Linked DNA regions of Mus musculus: all the other regions are linked to region 2. Evidence: chromatin loops called from intact Hi-C (ENCODE). Cell type or tissue: heart. All regions are shown on one strand.

The links. Hi-C counts contacts between places; a loop is a spot of excess contacts. Peaks named below come from ENCODE experiments on the same cell type or tissue, not always from the same donor. Only the 100,000 strongest peaks of a DNase experiment are listed, where the experiment ranks them.
Region 1: it touches region 2 in a loop (3-fold over the local background); 2 of 42 quality-filtered maps call a loop at or near these places.
Region 3: it touches region 2 in a loop (7-fold over the local background); 11 of 42 quality-filtered maps call a loop at or near these places.

What each region holds. Positions count from the first base shown.
Region 1 is chr2:18,053,603-18,061,602 of GRCm38, forward strand. Mir7655 (microRNA 7655) reads left to right here and starts at 4,244; the gene lies at 4,244-4,301. It also overlaps a transcript of Mllt10 not described here. In heart, no CTCF peak of the experiment used is centred here; DNase peaks (open chromatin) are centred at 789, 3,019, 3,359 and 4,269; H3K4me3 peaks cover 5,250 bases; H3K27ac peaks cover 6,155 bases.
Region 2 is chr2:18,388,669-18,396,668 of GRCm38, forward strand. It overlaps Dnajc1 (DnaJ heat shock protein family (Hsp40) member C1), which reads right to left and starts at 4,162. Exons shown (of 12, transcript NM_007869.3): 1 at 3,623-4,162. The coding sequence starts at 3,832. In heart, CTCF peaks have their summits at 4,061 and 4,662 (motif pointing left); a DNase peak (open chromatin) is centred at 4,113; H3K4me3 peaks cover 2,068 bases; H3K27ac peaks cover 1,725 bases.
Region 3 is chr2:18,583,363-18,591,362 of GRCm38, forward strand. It overlaps n-TNgtt9 (a tRNA gene), which reads right to left and starts at 3,755; the gene lies at 3,682-3,755. In heart, a CTCF peak has its summit at 2,340; DNase peaks (open chromatin) are centred at 3,769 and 4,189; H3K4me3 peaks cover 1,957 bases; H3K27ac peaks cover 812 bases; H3K27me3 peaks cover 2,188 bases.

The DNA of each region.
Region 1 (8,000 bases), 340 kb before region 2:
ACTAGGCAACTCTTCAGATATGAATACTGAATATTGCAAGCTAAACATTTGTAAGCACAGGAGAGAAGGTTACAGATTGCATTAAATTGGAGTGTGGTACAAATCACTTCCATGATGTAAGAAATGGCCAGGCCACAGTCTTCCTGCTTTTCTCATCTCAAGGGCTGTGGGGACCCTAGTGACCAAGGAAAGAATGGGGGGGGTACACAAGAGGAGGGAAGAAAGGTGGGGGAGGAGTAAGACTTGATTTGAATCTGCAGCCACATTCCCTTATCTTTCCTGCTATCAGCCAGTTTAAAGGACACCATAATTATGGTAGTGATAAAACAATGCCTGCTTATGTGTGCTGAATAAATAAAGAATGCTTCAGCTTAAGAATCTTTTAATTCCAATTAAATGCTATCAGAGAAAAGCCACTTTTCCTACTGCAACTGCCTTTCCCCCCAATTATCTTATTTTGTTGCAATATTTTCCTATGAGACACATGGACCTTTCACAAGTGATCCTGAACACAGGGGACAAACTCACAGAATGCAGAGTTCATCTTCTCCTATCAAATAATACACAGATCACAGGAACCAACATTTAGTGGGATTACCCAAGTTTTTTGTTTATTTTACACGGAGGCCAAATTTGGAGAAACAAGTGATTATACTGAGTGTTGAGGCCTAGCTAGGGTCTGCTGAAGATACAGTAAAATCCTGAGCACCCAGAGTAAGAGGGAGATGACACAGAAGCAGTGGGATGGTCCCTGGAAAGGGACTCCTCTGGTTCCGTTCCCTTGGCTTCAGCCCAAATCCTCCTCCTTGGAACCCTGGAGCCAATCACTGTCTTCCACTTTCAGCTACTGGGAACACCCAAAAAAAGAGGGAGACTAAAAAAAAAAAAAAATCACAAGTTTGATTTTTATGGATGTGTATCATTTCATATTCATGACATCAGCAAATCACATCATGATCAGATTTAAACGTGGTCAGGAACGCTCATCCCCATCAGCATGATCACGAAACACCAGTAAGAAAATTTGGCTTTTAATTTTGTGATTATAGAGTAAAAATAAAGTCTGCTAACTTAGGAAACCTTAGTTTTCAAATCCAGACAACAATTCCATACTAGTAATTTCCACATAAATGCTTTGGCTAAAGTTGTTCTACAACATTTCGATTCAAACTTCTGTCTCCTTTTCTCTGTGGTTGTGTTTTGTTTGTTTTTAAAAACACGTGGCAAAGGACATATTATGGAAAATGCACTCATTCCGTCAAATGCCTATACAAATCTGCCCTTTACTTGGACTAAGTAATGATTTGCTGAGCAGAAGCCGAACAACAATATAATATACTTTCCTTGAAGAAAGATTTTGTTTTTATTTCAAAGCAAACTATTTGGTGAGGTGGTACAAAAATCAAATGTTAAAACAACAACAACAACAACAAAAAAAAAAAAAACCAAAAAAACCCCCTTCAGGGTATTTCTAAGTTTTCTGGAGAGTTGCAGGCCCCTTCCCTTTTGAAAGTTTAGAGATCCAATACCCTCAATTCTACTGGCAGAATTAGGTGGACTTAGAAGGTCCTAAACGTGACCGATTCACTAAGGCGGGGGCTACAGCATGCAGCAACGTGCTCCGCAACCTAATCCTACGCTAAAAGAGGGCAGAGAGCGAAAAAAGAATGGAATATAAGCTCTCCCGACGTTCCTAGTTACTTTCAAGGTGGATTGTGTATTTTAAGGCTGATGGGAGCGTCTGGTTTTTGGAGGAAAAAGAAGAGAAGGTAAGTGTTTGTCCTTGTATCCACCAGTTCCTAGAGAAACAATGAAAGAACAAAGGGAACCACTTCCCCCATCTGAACATTTTGTTTCTCTCTGGATTTCAAGGGAAAAGCTTGCAATGGGATTCACTTTACTGTTTCTTAACTGGTAGATTGCTGGGGTTGTTGAACTAAGAATGAGAGCAAAGTTGAGATGCAATGTAAATAGGCTAAATAATAAAGGCTGTGGTGACGAATCTGCAGTGCGCCTGGCTCGGCAACTTGCAGAAGTTGGAAAAAGCATGAAGACCCAGCCCAGGAAATAACCTTTGCATACAAGGTCTCGAACTCATTTTTAAACCAACCTTTCTTGTTGTTTAAAGAAGTCTCTGCGCACAGACCGTGTAGTAGGTACTGTTCCATGGGAAGAGAGTGGTGTTCGATTTAGGTCTAAAGTTGATCTCTATCGCTATCCTAAAATGAGTATTTTAAAAGAGGATTTGATTATTATGCTACTGCTTGCTAATAGAAGAAATGGCAGCGGTGGCCGAGGAAGGAGAGGGATGGTATTTAAATATATTTGCTTTGGGGGTACTCTGTTTATTGGCAAGTCTGCTTTTGTGGATTTGTGTGACTAAGTGACTGAGCGCTCTCTTCATTCTATATAAATGGATCCGCGTTGGGGGGGGGGGCAGCAAAGACGTCGAGCACGTGAAACTTTTTTTTAACCATCCCCCAAGAGGCGACCAAGCCCCCCACCCCACCTCGAAATGCGTATATTACCTGCCCTGTTACAGTGACACATGTTTATGTTTATAGTCCTGGTTTGTAGTAGTGTCAAGAGCCGCGGCGAGGGGGAGGGGGACGAGAGGGAGGAGTAAATGCAACCACCCCCACTTGTTGTTAAAGCAAATTTACTGCGTTCTTGCCAGCCCCATGCGGGGGGCTGGGATGAGTTGAGGGGAAGGGGAGAGTTGGGCTGCCTGTTGGCGGCGGAGGGGGTGGGGTAGGCTGAGCAGAGTCGCAACTCAGCTCGTCTCCAGCAGCCCAGTCAATAGGGGAGCACGCTGGCGCGGTGGAAAACAAAAAGGTTCCTCCCGCTCGCTGCGTTCCCGTGGTGGTGGTGGTGGTGGGGGGCCTGCGCGCCGGACTCCAGGGCCCTGACCTCTGACCTCGGCTCCTCTCGGCTCTCCCGGTGCGGCGCGGCCACTTTTTACCCAGGATGCCCCGCGCGGGCCGCGCTCTTGTGGAGCCGGAGCCCTTCCTGCTCCTCCAAGCCCGGCTCGCGGCCCCTCCCCCTGCGCCGCCAGCCCCTCCCCCTGCGCCGAGCCCCGCGGGAGGATTCTCCGCCGGGGAACCCCCGCCCCGCCCCGCCCCGCCCCGCCCCCACGCGGGCCCGGGCTGCGGAGACTGCGGCCGGCCAGGCCGGCCGGGCGGGGTGCTGGGCGCTGCGGGGCCGCGGGGGCGGGGAGGGCCCGGGGCGGCGGGAGGCCGGGCCCGCGGCCCAGCCTAGGCCTGGACCTGTTGACTGCCATTGGCCCGCTCGTCCCGCGCCCTCTCCTTGGCCGCGCCGCCCCAACCCTTCCGCAGAATCCGGGGGAGGAAACGGGGTGGCTCCTCTCCCCGCCTCCCTTCAACTTTTTTTTCCCTCTGGGGGTGGGGGGACGAGGGTGAGGCCGACCTGCAAACTCCTCGGCAGCCCCAGCCTTCCTCGGAAAGTATCGTCACGCGCGGGCCCGCCGCCCCCTTCAGCCCTCGCTATTTAAGTCCTTCGCCTCTGGCGGCCCGACTCGCGGCCGCCGGCCCGAGGGCCTGCGCCGCCGCCCGGCCGCCCGCTCGCCTCCCCTTCCAGTCGGGCTGCTTTGTGCCCTGGAAGCTCCCCGTCCTGCTACTTTCTCCCCAGCCCCAGGAGGCTTAAGATAAAAACCCTGCTTTCTGCGTCGGCCTGGGCACATCTTCTCCACCGAAGGCATTCGTTGGAGAGTTTAAAACAACTGAATTGAGAGGAGGAAATAGGAGTTGGTTGTTCGCTGGTTAGGACGAGCGACGCGCTTCGGATTTTATTTCTAACACGGCACAGTGTAGTTATAGTTAAACAAAGGTGGTGCTGTATTTCCTTCTAGATTTGGATTTCTGGGGGAAGTCTTTTTTTCCCCCCGGAAGGAGACAGCAACTCAGCCTAACGCTGGCAAAGAGACGTGAAGACCACTTCTGGAGACCAAGGGAGAGATAGGAAAAAATACGTTTATAACATAGGAGGGAGGCAACTGTTAAAGCTGGGATCACCAAATGAAGCGCCACATGTAGCAGGCGGGAAAGGGCCGGGCCAAGGAGGTGGCGGCGGTCGGGAGGCCGGAGCTGGGCGGCAAGCGAGAAATCCCTGGGGCCGAGGCTCCTGGGTGCTCCCATTGTTCCGCGCCGTAGCCGAAGCGTGTGGCGTGTTTTTGCCTGGGGAGGTGTGTGTGTGTGTGGATCTGCGACTCCTCCACTTCCGCCTGCGGCCCACGGAGCTCCTAAAGACTCGCCCTGCCGGGTTTATGACGCTCCGTGGGCCTGCAAGGAGGGGGTTCCCTGCCGCTGACCTCGTAGAAAGGCGTCTTCACAACGTACTGCTGAATGGAGCCTGCTGCTCACGTTAGAAGGGAAAGCCACATTGATACGTTTTAAAAATCACCACTAGATAAACGACAAATGTTCCTCCCCCGCTCCGTACCGGAATTAGAGCAGATTATATATTTAAAACATCTATAATGTATAGATTCGCAAATGAATGTTAGGGTTCGAAGGAGTTCGGAAAATCACGTTTTTCTGTCCGTATTTGTTACTACTCAGCTCTTTGTTGTGTACAAGAAGTCTGATTTTAAAAGGAAGGGTCCTAACAAAAAGGGGCCTGGTAAGGTGACACGCATTTCCAGAATAACAGGGAATTTCAAAAGGGAAAAACATCCATTATTACTGTAAACCACGGTTTGGAAGTAAAATAAATTTGCAACCCATCCTAAGAAACTGTTTTTCTTTGTGAAGCATGTGAGAAAAGTATTTTTGGCAAACGTCAGTTTTTTAAAAATAAAGATTTCCAACAAGTGATTCTGGTCATGTAGACAAGACCAAAGACATCGTGCATGAGGCTCGTGAAGCAATAATTCCAGCCTGTGGCCCAAAGCACACTAGGAAAAAGTAATTTGGATTTAGGATTTATAATAGACTTTGCGGGAAATTCCTCTAAAACACTAATTATGAATCTGTGTATTATGCAGCACTGTTTCCCAAGGTGGATTTTAAAAAAACAATTAGAATTGATCTCTGATGGAATATTATATTTACACGTCATCATGAAGACATCATTTGGCAAGAGTTTTGAATTAGAAAAAGAAGTTAACAGCTGATGGGTAAACAGCATGTTGAAAAGACCCCGTAAGAGTCAGTTAAGGGTAGTGGACGGTGTGATTTTGCTTTTGAAAAGTAGTTTGCGTCTGAACACTTTGATTTTACAGGTCTTCTCTCTAAAGCTGCAGTTCCTCATGGAAAACACTCATTTTAAGGCTCGGGGAGAAATTTTATGTCAGAGAAGTCATTTAAAGTATAATTATGAGAAGTATAACTATTTAAAGTATAACTATGGAAGAGGAGAAGATTGAGGTAGAAGATGAAGTAGTTTCAGTCTGTTGAGTGTTTCACACTTCACCCCTCTTCAGTTTACATTTTTTATTGATAAGCCTTTGACTATTTAGAATAGCTTTGCAGGTTTATCTGTTTGGGAGTTGATAGCAGAAGATGAATCTTCTTTATGTCTGTCTTTTACACGCTTAGGTGTTTTTGTCTCCTTTAAAGGGAAAAAATTAACTCAGAATATACGTGTGAGAAAACCAGCAAATGGTCAGGAAAGAAGAGTGGGGTGGGGACAGAGAGGGACAAGCAGCATTCCTGGCCAGTCTTTGTAAAACCTTTCTTTAATATTATGTCATATTTCCCTTCTCTGCTTAGGCCAAAGATGACTGCTTTTTTAATTGTGCTAAAGTGCCACCACATAAAAATTCCCTACATTCTGGCTCTCAATTGCACAGTAAAGTAAGACTGACAAAAAGATCTGAGGCTTGTGGGTTTAATTCACCAGGAATGTTAGGCTTCCTAAGAGTCCACTATGGGGTCATGTTGGTCCTTGGCACTACTACTGTACAATGCCAAATATACACATTATTGATTTTAAAAATCTTAGGTGGCTAGACAAACAGTTTATTAATTGAAGGAATAAAAATGAATTTGTCAAACTCATTCTTTCTGGGACACAATGCACTTAATTATATTCTTGGGCTTGTTTCTGGATTTGGGAAGGAGTGGCCCCTTTCATAGAGGAAAACATTTAAATCTTAAAAAGTGACCTTCTTTGGTCCAAATACTATTTAGCAATTAAGCTTAATTTGTTCTTTTCTTCTCTTTCTTTTCTTTTCTCTTTTTTTTCAGTTGCAGATATGTCTCATTTCTTTAAGGACTCTTCCATTTCCAAAACTGATTTTCCTCTTATCATGTTGAAAATCGTCACTTACATAATCTTATTGTGTCCTAAAAACTGACAGCAGAATGTCACTTTAATCACTTTAATTATAACAGAGATGCAAATGTTCAATGTCAGTAAAAAATGGAAAATGGACTCTACATTATATTGATGACTCCCTTTAAAGCCAGTTTTAAGTGTTGTTGCATCACAGGAAAAAACACAGCTCTGCATGTCTAAGGGTTATGTAACATCCACAAGCTCTAAAGGCATCCTAGACAGAAATTCTCCCTATTGGAAATTATTTGGCGCTTTATCTCCCAAAATGTAAAAATGTAAGGGTATTACATTTTTTGTTAATATTTATTTTATAGTAAAAGAAACAGCTCTGAAGCCAAACTCAAAGTTAAGTAATGCAAACTCTTAGAGAAGAAGCTTTGGTTTTGGTCTTTGAAAATATTTTAGATTTAGATAACTAGATTTAAATTTGAGAATCATCTCTCTTTCCAAAAGTTACATGCATCTAAAAATAATATTAATTATAATTGATTCTAAGAGGCTTTTGCAAATACAGTTGTAGACTTTTACATGAAAAGGTGGATATTCAAATGTACATAGTTCTAAGTCATTTGGTAAAAACAGACTCTAACAGGCTAAGAAAGAGAAAAAGTGCATCTTTTCCTTCATATTCTGAATCTAGATTAAAAAACAAGAAGGACAGGAAAACAGAAGGGGGCATTTGGTAAGAGGAAGATGACCAAGGGAGGGGGCGGGGCAGAGGGGACTAGAGAAGGGTGATGGGGAGTAAGTATGGTGAAGCCAGTACATGCAATAGATGCATGAATAGACCATAATGGAACTCATTAGCTTGTGCAATATATACTAAGAAACATTTTAAAATGCTTATCTTTCATGTCTAGTGTATTGATTTTGACTATCAGAAATCTTTGAAGATACTGACTTGGAAAAATTTTGTTAATCATTAGAAATTTACCTTTGATTGTATATGCAAAGTAAAGACTTGCTTTACTCTGAAGAAAAAATTTCAGACTTCACTCATCTTTTTCAATGTTGAATGTTAAACAAGTGTTTCTGTCGTCTTACTATTTCCAGGGTACTTGCTAGGCACTTGGTGAGGACTAAGATGAGAAAAAAAAATTATCAAGGAAGACTACCATGGCTCATTAAGTGGAACCTTGCAAAACCCATTAACAGAATTACAACTGAAAACATAATTGAAAAGAATACCCTTTAATAAAATTTGAATATATTATAATATGGGTGCCATGTCTAGGATATGCATCTATAGACACAGAAGCTACTGACTGTAAGTAACAAAACCAGTTTCAAAACTTATTTTAGTTAAAATAGTATACACGTGTATATATACATACATACAAATATATACATATATACACATGTATATATGTGATAAAACTTTTCACAAGAAAGGTAAAAGTATAGGTATCAAATGAATGAAGCAACTTTTTACTCAAACTTCATCTGAAAGTGTATGTGGATCATAAGAAATTGTATTACTACTACTACTACTACTACTACTACTACTATGACTATTGTTATTTTTAGTTGTCCAGCTAATTTATTTGTAAGGGCAATATAGTAAAGTCAGGAAGCTAGCTAAGGAAAGTATATAGTGTTACTACTATAGAAATATTCCCAATGATATAGAAACATATCTTAGTTTTTATGCCTTATAAAACAATCTTAGAATAATAGTTATAATAGAAGGTGATAAAACCGTA
Region 2 (8,000 bases):
CCCTTGAAAGTCTTCCAAGAAAGCTAAGATTCAAAGTAAAGAACATTCCAATCTATTTTCCATTGTCAATAGAATTAAGTTCCTTCTGGCTTTCTTTTCAATTTCAACACAGCTAAACACAGAAATACAGATTAAAATAATTTTCTGAATTCTTTTCAAATTTTCCAATTTGACCAAATCTTCTCAATTATCTATATGTATTTCCCCATCGTTCCTAAAAAGGTTAAGGTCTCTAGTTGTTCATACTAATTCACTGCAAACTAAATAGTATGAAATTACAAACCATGATAGTACAGAGGAGGCCAGGTAACTAATCTTTTTAAATTATGTGCATACTGTATGGGTTTTATATTCAAGTACAGTACCGTCAGAGGCCACATCAGGTGTCAGAACCCCTAAAATTGGAATTATAGGCAATTTGTGAGCTAAAATACACAGGTACTAGGAAATGAAATCCATTCCTCTGCAAGAACAGCAAGTTCTTTCTTTCTTTTTATTGTTCTTGATTACTTAAATTTCTTTTTTTATTAGATATTTTCTTTATTTACATTCAATGTTATACCCTTTCCTAGTTTCCCCTCTGAAAATCCCCTATCCCCTCCCCCTGCTTCCCAACCCACCCACTCCCATTCCCAGTCCTGGCATTCCCCTATACTGGGGCATAGAACCTTCACAGGACCTAGAGCATCTCCTCCCATTGATGACCAAGTAGGCCATCCTCTGCTACATATGCAGCTAGAGCCACAAGTTCCACCATGTGTTTTCTTTGATCAGCAAGTTCTCTTTAACTACTGAACCATCTCTCCACACAGATATAATATAAATCTGAGCCCAACTAAGTCTACTGCTAAGTCTCTATATTCTCTTTAAAAGCTTAATTTCTACAAACTATTCAAAAGCATCATCAAGATTTGTTTTGCTAAGTTATTGTTCTACTTTGTTTTCTGTTGCTATGACAAAACACTGACAAGATAAATTTAAGGGAGAAAGTGGGTTTTTTGGCTTACATTTCCAAGTTACAGTCCATCTTTGAGGGAAGTCAAAGCAGGAACTGAAGCAGAGACCTTGTAGGTATGCTACTCACTGTTTTGCTCCCCGTGGCTTGCTCATCTAGCTTTTCATATAACTCAGGATCATCTGCCAAGTGGTGATACCACACATAGTGGGCTGGGCCCTCCCACAACAATCATGTCAAGAAAATGCTCCCACAGACTTGCCTACAAACCAACATGATTCAGGCAAGCTCTCAATTGAAATCCCTTCTTCAAAGATGACTTGTGTCCCCTCTAGCATTTGTCAAGGTGACAAAATATGAGCCAGTACAGTTATCTATAAAACTCTCACTAGCTACAGAATTTAATCAATCTTTTTAAAGATTTATTTATTTATTATATGTAAGTACACTATAGCTGTCTTCAGACACACCAGAAGAGAGCATCCGATCTCATTACGGATGTTTGTAAGCCACTATGTGGAAGGGCAGTCAATACTCTTAACCGCTGAGCTGCCTCTCCAGCCCCTGAATTTGATCAATCTTAATGAATACAAAACAACTATTTAGTTGACCTAGCAAGATGGCTCTACTAAATTTAATTCCTAGGACCCTCATGGAAAGAAAACACCAACTTCCAAGAGCTGTCCTCTGACCTCCATGTTTGCCATGGCACGCATAAAAAAATAGACAAACAAAAAATAAATGCAATAAAGAACATTCCTGGTGTTGCAAAGATGGCTTGGTGGTTAAGATCACTGGCTGTTTTTTCAAAGGCCCCAGATTTGATTCTCAACAGTCACAATGCAGCTCACAAATGTCTGTAATTCTGGTCTCAGGCCATATTCTGGCCTCAGTGGGTACTAGGCACAAAGGTGGTACACAGACATGCCTGCAAGAAAGCATTCATAAACTTTAAAAACAAAACAAAACAAACCTAGAGCAGCATTGTGGTGTGGTACTAAGAAGAAACATTTAAGACCCTGACAGAGGTAGACAAACACACACACACACTAACATGGAAGGGATTAGGCCAGGTATACTGGCACATGTCTTCAATTCTAGTAGTCCTTGAGGTAGGTGGATGGATAGCTAGCCTGGTCAACCTACTAAATTCCAGGCTAGTCAGTACAGCACAATGAGAAATCTTGGGGCTGGAAGGAAGTGGTAATTAACCTAAATAAAATAAAATAAAAACCAAAAAAAAAAAAAAAAAAAAAAACTGTAGAGGAATTACTTCCTATTCTACCTACCCTAGTTTTTTTTGGGGGGGGGAGGGGTGTTTTGTTTTGTTTTTAGTAGTTGTTGTTTTTGGTTTTGTTTTTTTACGTTAAAAAGTAAAATGCCTCTCCTGAGTGGGAAAAGCCTACAATCTCAGCATCCAGGAGCCTGAGGCTGGGGAATGACGGTTTAAGGGGATAGGCTGAGCTACATGAAGAACCTGTCTCAAGAACCTAAGCCCAAATAAATAGTCTTCAAACTTACATTTTCACTAATTATTGTTAAATACACTGCATTATCATTTACTCTGGAAATGAGGCCTATTTTTTCTCTATGAGCAGGAAGTGGCACAAGGTAACACAATGACCACAAAACCATTGTGTATAATATTTTTAACTCTTAAGAAATGAGAACTGTTAAGTTTAATACCATGGTAATTTTATACTCAATGATTTTATATGCAATCATGGAATTAAAATGCAATTATTAAAAATTAAATTTCTGTTTAACAGTTCAATTCATTTCCTTTGAAAGTTTCCTATTTCATAACTTATAGGAAGAGGTACATTTCTTAGCTAATTCTGTTAAGTGTGCCTTTTTGCTGCTGCTGTTGTTTTTGCTTCACAACTTACATCTTGTGTGAAGGACTCAATCATAGCTTGTGGAAGTCTCTCTCATTCCATGATCATGAAGTTATTATTAGTTATTAACATGTCTTCTTTTTTCTGTTCATTGTTTGAGGTAGTCTGAATAAATACCCTCACTCAATCACTTTCAAGTAGAAATAAAAGGGAACAAGAGATTTTACAAGTTAAAGACCCAAGTTAAAACCTGAAATGAAATCAATGGAGAGGCAAGGACGTATACACAAGACTATCCTGACCTCCTCTTTCAACAGCACTCCAAACACCTCAAACCCTGAAAGTGTCACAACTTCTCTAATGAGTTCTAGGACCAAGCGGGAGGAGGCTTCAAATTTTTCCAGATTTCTAACTGCTACACAAACACTAATAGCAGGCTTTAACGATTACAAAATACAGTGCAAGAAAACTGCTAACAGACGCTGGGCAAAATGTATTTCAGTCTTCCCAGAAAGGACGAGGGAGAGGGAGGCAGTTGGAGTAAACATATGTTTAAGTGGGAAGATGACAATTTGGGGTGATACATGGTTACTGTGTCACACTTGAGTGTTAAAAATCGGTCTGCCTACATCTCTCTTCCTTCTTCCTTCAGCACAGCTCGCGGGGTGGGGGAAGGATGGTCTCCAGAAAGCCAAAGAAAAGGTAGTTGCACCGTCCAGCCTAACACTCAGATCAGAAGTTCCGAAGTTGGGCCGACAGTGAGGAACTGGGAAGAGATGGCGGTCAAGTGGACCGGGCTGGGTGAGGAGGTCCGGCCCGCCGCGCTTACCTGCTGCACCCCGAGGAACTCGTAGAAGTTCAACTGCACCTCTTCCACCAAGTCGAACAACTCCAGGTCTCCGCTCTCCCAGGCGCGCACTGGCCGCACGGCTGCCAGCAGGAACAGCAGCAGCAGCCACAGCGGCCGCACCGAGGATGACTCCAACCCGGAGCGCCGGCGCTGGGGAAGTCGCGCGGATCCGAAGCCGGGAACCCACATCGCGCTGGGCTCAAAGAGGTCGGTCGGCAGGCAGCCACGCCGTGCGCCGGCAGAGAGCGGAGACGTGGCGGGTGGCGCGGGCGGTGCGGACGGCGCCTGTCAGTCAGGAGCGCGGGCAGCCGCCCGGAAGCGACCAACCAGGCTGCCGGCTCGAGGGAAGCACTAACTGCCGCGGAGCCGGCGGCTGGGGAGCGGAGACCGGCCGCAGCCCGCTCTCCCTCTCTAGACCCTCGCCCCGGCCTAGGAACAGCTGGAGAGCCAGCGCTGGCACCCAAGCGGCCGTGTGGGAGAGGTTTCCCCAGGCCTCAGCCTATCCCAGGCCTCGCTTCCGGTGACATCACGTCTCCTAGCAACTGTGGGGCGGGGGCGGGGCCGGAAGTAGGAACGCCAGGCGCTCTGGATTCTGGCCTCAGAGAACAGCTTTCCGTGGCTGGCTTGTAGAGCAGCTGCACGTGTGTCAGCGCTGGCTAAAAGAGGTGAATAATCAACAATCGCGGACCTCCTGGGCCAAGAACGCCTATCTGTAGGTTTTCTTCCCCATGCCTTCTACCTTGCCTTCCTAAGTATTGATATTAAAAGCATATTGGAGGGTCGATGTATTTTATTGCTTAGGGGCTTCTGTTCATGTGCATTTTGTTATTTGATCAGTAAAGGTAGGATGAATTGAACAATGCCTAAAACACACAGATCCACCCCATTGTGGTTTTGGAAGGTGGGGGCACAAAAAGGAATTTAACCAAGAAAAAAATTATACTTCTAAATATGAATTAAGATTTGCGGATATAGTCCATGCAAATAAGCAGCCTCTAATTTCCAGGAGATCTGAAGCCCCCTTCTGGCCTTTGTAGGATCCTGCACACACCTAATACACATAAATTCAAGAAAGCAAACACACATACATATAAATAAAATTTAAAATATTCTTTTAAGTCTGAAGTTTATTTCCTTAAAGTAAAACTAATCTTGGACCTAGTATTGACTTTTGATTAAGACCACTTCTTCCTCTTGCAGAGGACCTGAGTTCTGTTCCCGGTACCCATATTGGAGTGGTTCACAACTGCCTGTAATTCTAGCTGCAGTGATCCAGTACTCACCTCAAGCTTCCACAGGCACCTGTGCATGTGCACATACACATAGGCAGGCACATACATGTACATACAAGACCCATCATCTTTACCAAGTCCCTACATTAAAGCAAATGTTTGTTTATTCAATGAGTGAAACTGTCAGAAAATATGGCAACAACAAATTTTGTTTACCCAATGTCCATCCTTTCCATATTTGATCATATTATTGAATACTGTGTTATTTGAAAGTGGTGTGATCTTGCCACAACTGCAAACGTGTTAGTATGAGCTCTTAGCAGACAGTCCTGTATTTCTGTCTTGAACTCTGTGTTGTCCAAGAACTCTAAGGACTTACTCCATTTTCAGGGGACTTATCACTTTCTAAGGCCAGGCTGATACAGAAGTCGAGTTGCCTCTACTTTATTCTCTGAGACAATTTTCTTACTACAATTCAAATTTGTCATTTCCACATTAACTGTTGTGCTGCAGGAGGTAACACAATTGAATAAATCCTTTGTCAATGTCTGGGCTAAGGGCAGTTATCAGCTGTTTTCTTCCCTGGTGGCATTTACTGATCCTAGGTATGGAGTGATTCGCTTTGGTCTGCTCAGAGGGACTTTACACAGATAAAAAGAAAGCAACGAAATCTTTACTTTGAATTGTATGATGGACTAAGGTACAAAGAAGCCCCAAACATACAGTCAGCCGTCCCACAAGACGCCCGCTGAATATCGCTTGAGGTTGAGGAACTGTGCTCACTGGTCATAAGATTTGTGATAGCTATGCCCAGTTGTCAACTCCACTATAACTGGAGTAAACTACAATCCAGAAATGGAGGGCACAGCAGACACAAGCTTTTGATCTAGCGCTTCAGGCTGGAAGACACACATTTTTAATACAGATCTCGAGGCACCCTTTAATCTGCGCCATACTTTCTGCTGGAGGATTACATAAGAACAAAGGAAAAAGGAAAGGTTCACTCCTCTTTGCCTGCTTGCATTCACTTTGCCAGCACATCTGTTGGAATCTACTTCTTCAGGATTCCAGCTTATACAGAAGACCAGCTGAACTACTTAACATTGTGGGACTGAGCAACTACTGCAGATTATAAGTCACTCCAGTGTATTCTCTTTAGATAGATAGATAGATAGATAGATAGATAGATAGATAGATTCTCTTTAGATAGATAGATAGATAGATAGACAGACAGACAGATAGACAGATAGATAGACTTAGAGAGAGAGAGAATTTAGTCTATACGTTTTGTGATTCTAGAGAGCTCTGACTAATACACGGCTGTAAGTCTATATAAGGCTACCTAAAGGGAACGCCTACTTTAAATACATGGGCGTTATTCTTCACACTCAAGACCATGGCAGTTACTTCTGAAGTTACACAAAGAAGATCTCTAGGGCCAAGAGGATGAATGCTTTTCTGGTTCTTGCTCAAAATTTCAGACGAATCATGAAGAGAAAAAAAGAAAAACAGAAGTTGATTGAATCTTAATAACTCTGCATCCCAGTCACAATCCTACTCTTCTGTGATTATGTAGAAGATATCAGAAACTTACCCAACTTGTCTAATTTCTGTTTTAGTGGAAAATAAGCTATGGAATATAGTCTATGGAAATTTTGTGTAAAACTCTGGGATATGTGGTTGTTTTTAAGTGTAAGACATAACAAGAATAGGAAGTTTTGGCCAATGATAAAGAAGAAGAAAGATTAGAGAATCCCATAGATAAACCAGATGTTAAAGCTCAGATAAGATATTTGAAATGACTTATTACAAAATAAAGCAAAAGGTCATAAGATGGAGGAGGGGAAGGTGGGTAAAATATATAACAAGGTACAGAATTTTAACAGAATCAGTGGGAAAAATCTTGAAAAATACAATATATGAAATCAAGAACACAGTAAAAGAGTTAAACTGAAGACTAGACATAGTAGAACAGAAATTAGCGGATTTGGGGAAAGATCAAGACGATAAAAATACCCAAAGTGAAAGAAAAAGAATGGAGGAAGAACAGAATTTAAAAGGCAAGTTTGTAAAGAATAAACCTAGCATATGTATAACAAACCTCAAAACAATGAAGAAAGATACTCTGGAGCAGAAGTGACATTTGAAGGAATAGTCCGTTTTACAGAAGTGATGACAGACATAAAGCCACAGAAGCAAAACGACACTCAAAATGAATCACAGATCTAAATGGAAATGTTGAAATTTTAAATTCTTGGAAGCAAAATTCCAAGTGACCTATTGGCTATTAGTAACCTTTAGCCAATGATTCCTTAGATATGGCACCAATTGCATACATGCTAACAGAAAAGATAAATTACACAGAAATAATTACTTTTATGTTACAATAATATCACAAAAATTTAATAGCTGGAATAAATCCTAACTAAACTCTAAATATTTGTCCTTATACCAAGAGATAACTGTAGCTCTCACTCCTCATCAAAGAAACTTCTTTTTGCAACAGACAGAGACCATTACAGAAAACTACAACCACCAAAATGGGAGCTCAGTCCCAACTGACACATCTGTAAAACAACTGCTGTACTTAAGGCTCAAGGATCATCAGGGAAAGAGGAGGGAGATTGTAAGAGAAGCATTTGTGTCTGAACTGTATCATCCTGTGTCATCCTCAATGAGGATGATGACACCAATAGACAAGCTAGCATGGAAGGAGGGGAGCTCATAAGGCCTCAACCTCAGACAGACTACAAGGCTACAGGCAACTAAGGATCTGAGAGCAAGGGAAACAGCAATGGCCCACAATTAATGAATGGATTTTTCTTAAATGTGGTGTATCTAAATGTTATCCCCAATGGCACTATTTTTCAGCAATAATAAGAAGTAAAGTGTGTGTCATAACACAGATGAACTCGGAAAATATGCCCAGTGGAAAAAAGCTAGTCACAAAAGATTGTATATTCTATAATTCTTTTTATGCAAAATGCCCAGAATAGATGAAAGTATATTAGTGGTTTCTTAGGGTTGATCTTAGGGGATGTTAGAATTTCACTACAAAAGAGTGCTAGCTTTCTTTAATAGAGCAAAATTATATTGTGGTGACAGTTTGAACTCTTTGTCAACAT
Region 3 (8,000 bases), 190 kb after region 2:
CCCTCCAGAATCCACTCAAAGCCAGACACTGTAGGACATACCTGTAATCCTGTCATAGTGTGAATCTACAGTCCCCGTGTTCCTAAAGAGAAATGGGACAAGAAGACAAAAGAAGCTTTCTGTCACATATCCCAAGACTCCTCTTAGCCATGACAGTTTCCCAGATTCTCCTTGTCATTGAGGAATGTGACAATCTGAGTAGTACTGGTTAAATATCTTGTACGATGGACTTCTTCTGGACTTTGCCTGGTTTTTCATTGAGAAAAGAGCAGGGTTGTTTATGGGTACAGGGAACGACAGCTGTGAACAATGAAATTAAGGATGCTGTCTATCACCGAGACATTGCCCATGATCCTCTGATAAATCTAGGTTGCATTAGTGTCTACATTAGTCAGGGTTTTCTAGAGCCATGGAAATGGTAGAATAAATATATATAAAGGCAGTTTACTAGAAGGGCTTACAGGCTGTGGTCCACCTAGTCTAACAATGGCTGTCTCCCAGTGGAAAGTCCAAGAATCCAGTAGTCCAGTCCGTGAGGTTAGATGTCTCAGCACATGTTGAAATCTCAAAGAAGTAGGCTGTAATGTCAGTGAAGGAATGAACTTGCCAGTAAGGGCAAGCCTGCAAATCGTGTGCCCATGATATAGCCTGCCACAAGGAACTGTGGCCCAGACCCAAGGTGGATCTTCCCACCTCAGAAGATCTGGATTTAAGATGGGTCTTTTCACTTCAAATGATTTAATTAAGAAAATCCCTCATGGGAGTACTCACGTTTTAAAATTAATTTAGTGATGCATTTTATGTATGTGGATGTTTTGTCTGCATGTATGCCCACCAGAGTAGAGCATTAGATGTCATGTGAGTACAGTTAGACATGGTTGTGAGTTGCCACGCATATGCTAGGAATTGCTCTGGAAGAACAGTCAGTTCTTAACTGATGAGCCCCAAACTTGGGTTGAGTTAACTCCAGCTTGTAATCAAGTTGACAACCAAGAATGGTCAACACGGGTCCCCAATGAAGGAGCTAGAGAAAGTACCCAAGGAGCTGAAGGGGTTTGCAGCCCCCTATGAGGAACAGCAATATGAACTAACCAGTAACTCCAGAGCTCCCTGGGACTAAACCACCAACCAAAGAGTACACACAGAGGGACTCATGGCTCTAGCTGCATATGTAGCAGAGGATGGCCTAGTCGGCAATCAATGGAGGGAGAGGCCCTTGGTCCTGTGAAGGTTCTATGCCTCAGTACAGGGGAATGCCAGGGCCAGGAAGCAGGAGTGGGTGGGTTGGCAGGGAGGCAGGGGGAGGGGAGGGGATTTTTTTGAGGGGAAACTAGGAAAGGGGATAACATTTGAATTGTAAATAAAGAAAATATCTAATAAAAAAATCTAAAAAAAAAAAAAAGAATGGTCAACACAGTGCTGACTCCGAGGGCCCCTTCATCTATAAACACACACACACACACACACAAAGGTTTGCAAAAACAATTCATCCGTAAACATGTCTGCCGTTTTTCCAGAATGTTTCTTGTGTTTCCCATCTGTATGCAATGGTCCCAAGAAAGGCGGTGTGCTCAGCCCTCACCCACACAATTCGATCATCTACTTCTGTTAGAGGGGAACTTTGTTCTCAAAGTTCAGGTCCCCCCCCCCCCTCTTTATTTCCTGGCCTCAAAACCACCCCCGCAACAAGACGAGGATCCTTAGAAACTTCGGATCAAACTGAAAACTACCGCTTACGAGAGGTGACCCAGAGCACATCTCACAAAACCGTCTGGATGAGAGTTTATGTGGGTGATTCCCGAACACCAGCCTTGGGGACAGAGTCCCTGAACGCCAGGATTCATGGCCTGACTCTAGCCCTTTGGCTTTTCCTGCGTATTTTGCCTGGCCTGTTCCAATCTTCAGTCTTGCCCCCTTCCGATTAAATGCCAACAAGCTGCTCCTGAACCTAGAGACCCCAGTTCATGTGAAGATTCCACATCCCCACACGAATTTCATTTTGAATCAAATCGAGCAATACGGCGAACACATAACACATAATCTAATAATGTCCTATTACATTCTACAAAGTTTCTAAACTCCCTGCATGACATGGGGAGCAAGATATTAATGAAACTTCATGTAAAAAAAATTAAAATATCTATTTTGGTTTTACATTAAGTAATCAAGTCACGACTTTGGAGGTGGGCAGTGTGACAGTGGAACATGCATGGGCTTTGTGCCTGAGCTGAGTTCAAAGCTAACAGTGACATCAGGCACGAGGCTCTGCTGTACTGAGCTCTTCTCTGCAGCCTCAGTGACACTGACCGAGGACTGATTGCGACAATGCCTGGCAAGTAGGTGGCACTCAACAGCCACCAGACTTTGCTAATGCTACCGTTTGGGCATGCCCCTGGCAGTCATGCCTTGGAAACTTAAGCGCTATGGGAACTTGAGTCTTATGGGAATATTTGGAGATGGAACCCTTGGGAGGTAATGAGAACCACAAGTCAGGAGGGTGACTTCCCTTCCCCCTCCCAGGAGGACACTGGTGGCTTTGTAAGCCAAAGAAGAGAGATCTGAGCGGTCCAGCTTGCCCTCCCTTAGCATGCGATGCTTCTTGCATTTCTGCAGAGTTCCCACTAGAATACCCCTGACAGGCTGTAGCCCTGTCTGCCTATCCTTCACAAGTGTAAGCTAATCTTTATTTTTTGTAAATTACACAGCCTAGAGAATTTAGTTGCAGCATCATAAACTGATAAGAATAAACATACAGGGTCTGGAGAGATGACTCAGCAGTTAAGAGCACCGGCTGTTCTTCCGGAAGACCTGGGTTCAATTCCCTGCACCCACAAGACAGTTCACCACTGTCTGCAACTCTAGTTCTAAGATAGCTGGCACACTCACAATGACATATATGCAGGCAAAGCACCAATCCACATAGAATAAATTGTCTTTTAAAAGTATAAATTAATATTGCATACTTATACACATACGCAAAAAGAATTAGTATGTAAACCCAGAACAAATAGAGAATATGTATGTATGCGCATGTATATGCAGAAATAAAAATTTAAAGAATGAATCTCCCAATTAAAATATTGTTAATCCTACTCAAAGTTACTGGTTCCTTTTTCTTCCTTGTTTTAAATAGACAGGTGACCTCAAACTCTTGGGTTAGGGTTATTCCATTGCTTCAGCTTCTCAAGAAACCTGTGCTGTAGACAAGTACCTACTGATAGCTGATACACCAATCTTTACTTTTTTCTTAAAACTGGCTTTAGATTCCTATAATCTGTACTCAAGACTGAATTATTATGATGTAACTATGGTTATTTTCCTAAAGTATCTATTGGGGGGGGGCACTTTGTGCACTCGTAATGTGTGAGCAAAATATGAAAGTAACTTTCCCTTTAATTTTTCTTGCTTTAAGTTCTTTCGTTTTTTTTAGAAATTTAGTTATGAGACCGTATAATAGGTTTTCTTTTCAGGTTTATTCCATTTTCTATAAATATCTAAGACTTTAGAGCGGAAAAACCAAAAGGGCTGAAGCTGGGCTTCATTGTAACAAATTTGATTTCTGAAAGATAGCTTAGAATAGATGCGGAACGTTAGACTTCAGTTTGTTTGAATTTGACAGTGGAAGTATACAGGGTAGAAAAAGCCGCAGACAAGCTTTGTTTAAAAGAGAAAAAGGAAAGGCGTCCCTGGGTGGGCTCGAACCACCAACCTTTCGGTTAACAGCCGAACGCGCTAACCGATTGCGCCACAGAGACTTTGGCGCTCCTAGCTGCTCCAGGCAAGGCTCTTATGAAGAATAATAAAGGTTCTGTGACACATTTTTTTCCTACTGCCTGACTCCTATTTGAAGCAGAAATGTTACTAAAGGTTCTTAATCCTTTCGAGTTCCCCCTCTACTTCTGAAGCATATTGGAAAATTATGCCTCAAGATGGAGGAGAATTACAGGTCACTGCGTGGATTAAAACACTGTGGCTCTCCCCTCCTCCCAACCCCAGCTTGGAAGGTTCTGTTGCAGTAAGATGACAGCTTCTAATTAATTACCTTTTGTAAGGACTTGTAATGGTCAGCTTGCAGGCTGAGTTTTCCTTTGTTTCTGTTTTTGCGGTTTTCCCGCTGACCTTACGTTACTTACTAAGCCTCTTCGAGGCCGTCTGACTGTATGCGTGCCTTTTGCTTTTTAGATTCAGGTTTTACTAAAACACGTATTCAAACCCTGTTTGCGTTGCGACTTTACTCAGTGCGATTGTCCCAGTAACATTTCGTTACGACGTGTCCTGCGAGGCTTGCGGCCAATTGCTGAATGGGTCCTTGATTCTCTCTGCTGAGACCTCTTCACCTGCGTGTAAGCCTCGCCATTGAACTCTCCTCGCTGGCTTTTTGAAAAAAAGAAATTACAGAACTAAAAAAAAGATAGGACTTATGATTAACTGGGCACATTTTATTTAGCTCAGAATCACGGCTTGCAAGCATACTCTGTCCCTGGAAATATTCCGCAGGAAAATCTTTCCCTTTTGTGAAAGTTTACTTGGTGCCTTTTCAATACTGTTCAGAATCGTAATTTTGCTCCCACTGTTCCCGCTTCCAAGAAATTATAGTTTCCCCTGAAGAACTTGATATTTCCGGTTTTGTCACAAATTACTCTGGCCTCAAGCCTTCGGGGAGAAAAAAAAAAAAAAAACCGGTCGATATCGGGACTTAAGTTGTGAACGAAGTGCTTGGGTTCAACCAACATTTCGAGCCCGCCAATTGCGTGATGACAACTTAAATTGGCTTTAGAGCCATTCAACAGCGAAGTAGCCTGAAATGTTAAACAGCTGGGAACTCACGCCCAACTGGACCTCTCAGCTTTCAACGCACTTTTAAATGTGCACATGAAAAAAGAAAAAATCCTGAATTTGAAACAAACTAGGAACCTTCCGGAGCATACTGACGACATATATAACTGCATGGTGTTGACTTCAAACCTTATTTTAAAAATAGCTATTCATCTATGCTAAAGTCGTGAAAATGCTGGCTCTTTCTCTTCAAACTCAAAGTGAGGGTTTTTCCTCTGCTATTGTCCTCCGGACTATTTAGTTAGAACAGATTGCAACCTTGGACTTCACAACCCCTTCATTAAATATTTACTCTCCTGCTGAGAATATTAACAGGGATCCTGTTCATATCTACATCTTTCTTGCCCATTTCTCTTCCTGGCTCAAACATCACAGCACTAACATTTTCACTTCTAAAAAGAGACAGGAGCCATCCAAGAGAAAAACTAATGGGGGGGGGGGCGGGGGGGAAATGTCCGTGTTGAGAATTGCTGTGCTTTTGAAAACTGCCTTCCAGCCTCTTGTTAACATTTTAAATAATGGTTAGTTCAGTTTAGTTTTTGTGTATCACCACATTTGAAAATACTTTAAAAGAGAGTGTATATATATATATATATATATATATATATATATACACACACATATATATATATATGTATGTATATATATATATAATTAAAAAAAATACTGAATGGAACCACGACATCTTACCTTAATCTGTTAACATCTCTGCTGTGTAAAAGATGCCTACTTAACTAAGATGCTAAAAGGACAGCATAAGCTGCCACCTGAATGTTTGTGATCTTAGGCCTTAATATTTACGTACAACTTTGAAGGTACAACTAAATCTATTAAATTAATTTTAGAAACATTTTCCCCTTAAATTTTAGGGCAACCTAAGAAAAGCAATTCTCATTGTTGTATTAGCACTCAGATTTTTAAATTACTGAAACTGAACAGGACTGGGCATTTTGTCCCTTTTTGTATATTGTACATCACTCAACTACAGATTTACCTTTCTCAGGAACTTGCCTATCAGTGGAGGCTGGCTTGTACAGATTAATGAAACTATATATTTAATTTTCTCCTGGGAGAGAAACAGAAAGAACATCTGTGCAAATGGCCCCACGTGTCTTACCAGACAAGGCAAACCAGACCAAGAGGATTTACAGAGCCCAGGCTACCTTGGAGATAGCAGGGCTTTCGGGAAAGACTCCAACTTCATTCCAAGACAGGTAGCAGCTCCCAGGATCTCTTCCAACTCCATGTGCTAGACATTAGCATTTTCAGTTACTGAATTTGAGAAGCAGTACAACTAAGCTGTTTAAAAGGAGCGATTGAGTTGGAGCTGTGTTCTAACAGCAAGTTTAAACACTAATCGGACTCTTGTGCTCTAAGACACCCGTTAAAGGAGGATGGTAGTCAGACCTCACTCAGAGCAAGAAAGGATGGAGACCTGTGTGAGTCACATTTTATACCTGATTTATAGAGATGCTAAGGAGCTCTGTGACACAAGTCATGCTTTCCACTTGCCAAACCCTTTCTTCCTGTGAAAGCTCACCCTCGGACGGACGGGGTCAGCTGATCAGTTTGGCAGGCAGCTAGCTGCAAATGAGAAAGAGGGGTCTGTAGGTAACTGTTAGGTCCAGAACACCTAAAGGACTCAAGACATTTCAGAAAGGTCTTTGGATATCACTTTTTAAATTCACTTTTAAAATCCTATCACTTGGAACTTTCCGTGAAATTACTCAGATGGTTGTCTTCATTTTATTATTAATAAAGAATGATATATGAGAAAAGATAAACAAAGGAAAACACAGTAATACACTGGCCAGACCGCTTAGACATTCTCTCTTTCTCTTCTCAAATGAGAAAATCCAAAATTATTTTTTTTTACCAGATAATAAACAGAAACTCTAATCACCTGTTAGTTCTAGCACTGAAGTGTCACCCCCACAAAAACAAAACAAAACAAAAAAACCACCTTATTTAGCATGCTGCAAGGGATGGTCACTAACAAGAGAACTGTCCAAGTTTCCTGCCGAACTCTTTAAAGTTAGTCTATTAGGCATTAAGCCCATTGTACTGGTACACACCTGTGCCTCCAACCTTTGGGAGGCAGAGGCAAGAGAGCCAGGCTCCGAGTCCCCCTCAGCTACAGTGAGTTCCAGTTCAGCCTAAGCTAGAAGAGACCCTGACTCAACAACAAAAACAAAACTAAATATCCTTCTACAAATTAGAATAGCTAAACTATTTTTTTATTTGCTTCTATGAAATCAAGAAAGCAGATGCCAAAGAAAGAAACTTCACTAAGGATGAGGGTAGGTGTCATGGGGAAACCAGAGGAGAGCATGGACCCAGCATGGTGGGGGTGGGGGAAAAGCTCTTTGACTCAATCCTTCTGCTTACTCCAGTGCCAGGGAATAAATCTTGTTTTGTCTCATTCAGAAGTCTTTGGGAAAATAACACATGTTTTTGCCTAAACTGCTAAACAAATATGTCACTTAAAATTTAAAGATCAATAGTTCTGCTTTAAAAAACAAAGAAAAAAAAATAAAGCTTTGATTTAATTAGAGGGTGTTCTTTCAATGAAACCCCAAATCTGCCAGGTGGATGTCCTTAATCCCAGCACTCAGGAGGCAGAGGCAGGAGGATCACTGTGAGTCTAAGGCCAGCAGTCTAGAGAGTAAGTCTCTGGACAGCCAGGGCTACACAGAGAAACTCTGTCTCAAAAACAAAGCAAAACAAAACAAAATAAAACAAAACAAAACATAAACCAAATCTAAGCCTCAAGTTGTTGAGAAAAGCTCTAGGTATATCACCATGCAATCCTGGTGGCCTCTGGCTGGGCACAGAGGATGTCATGGAAGACCAGTGTCCCCAAGACCTACAGATCCAACAGAAAATTCAGGTGTGAAAATTCAGATGAACGCTGTGCAGAAAGAAGGCTTCCCTCCTTGAAGACAGTTCCTATAAAGTGGGCAGAAGTCTGAGTCAAAGTCAGTAAGTTATGAAGGCAGCTGTGCCTAGTTGACCACACTGTGTCTATAATGTCTGAAAACAGCATCATGGGATTTGGAGCAGAGGTACAGTCTCCATTTAAAGTGTACTTGATGTAAAACCTGTAGGTGATAGAGTAGATTTTATAGGACTACAAGATGGTAGGCTGGTGTGACTATTGAGTG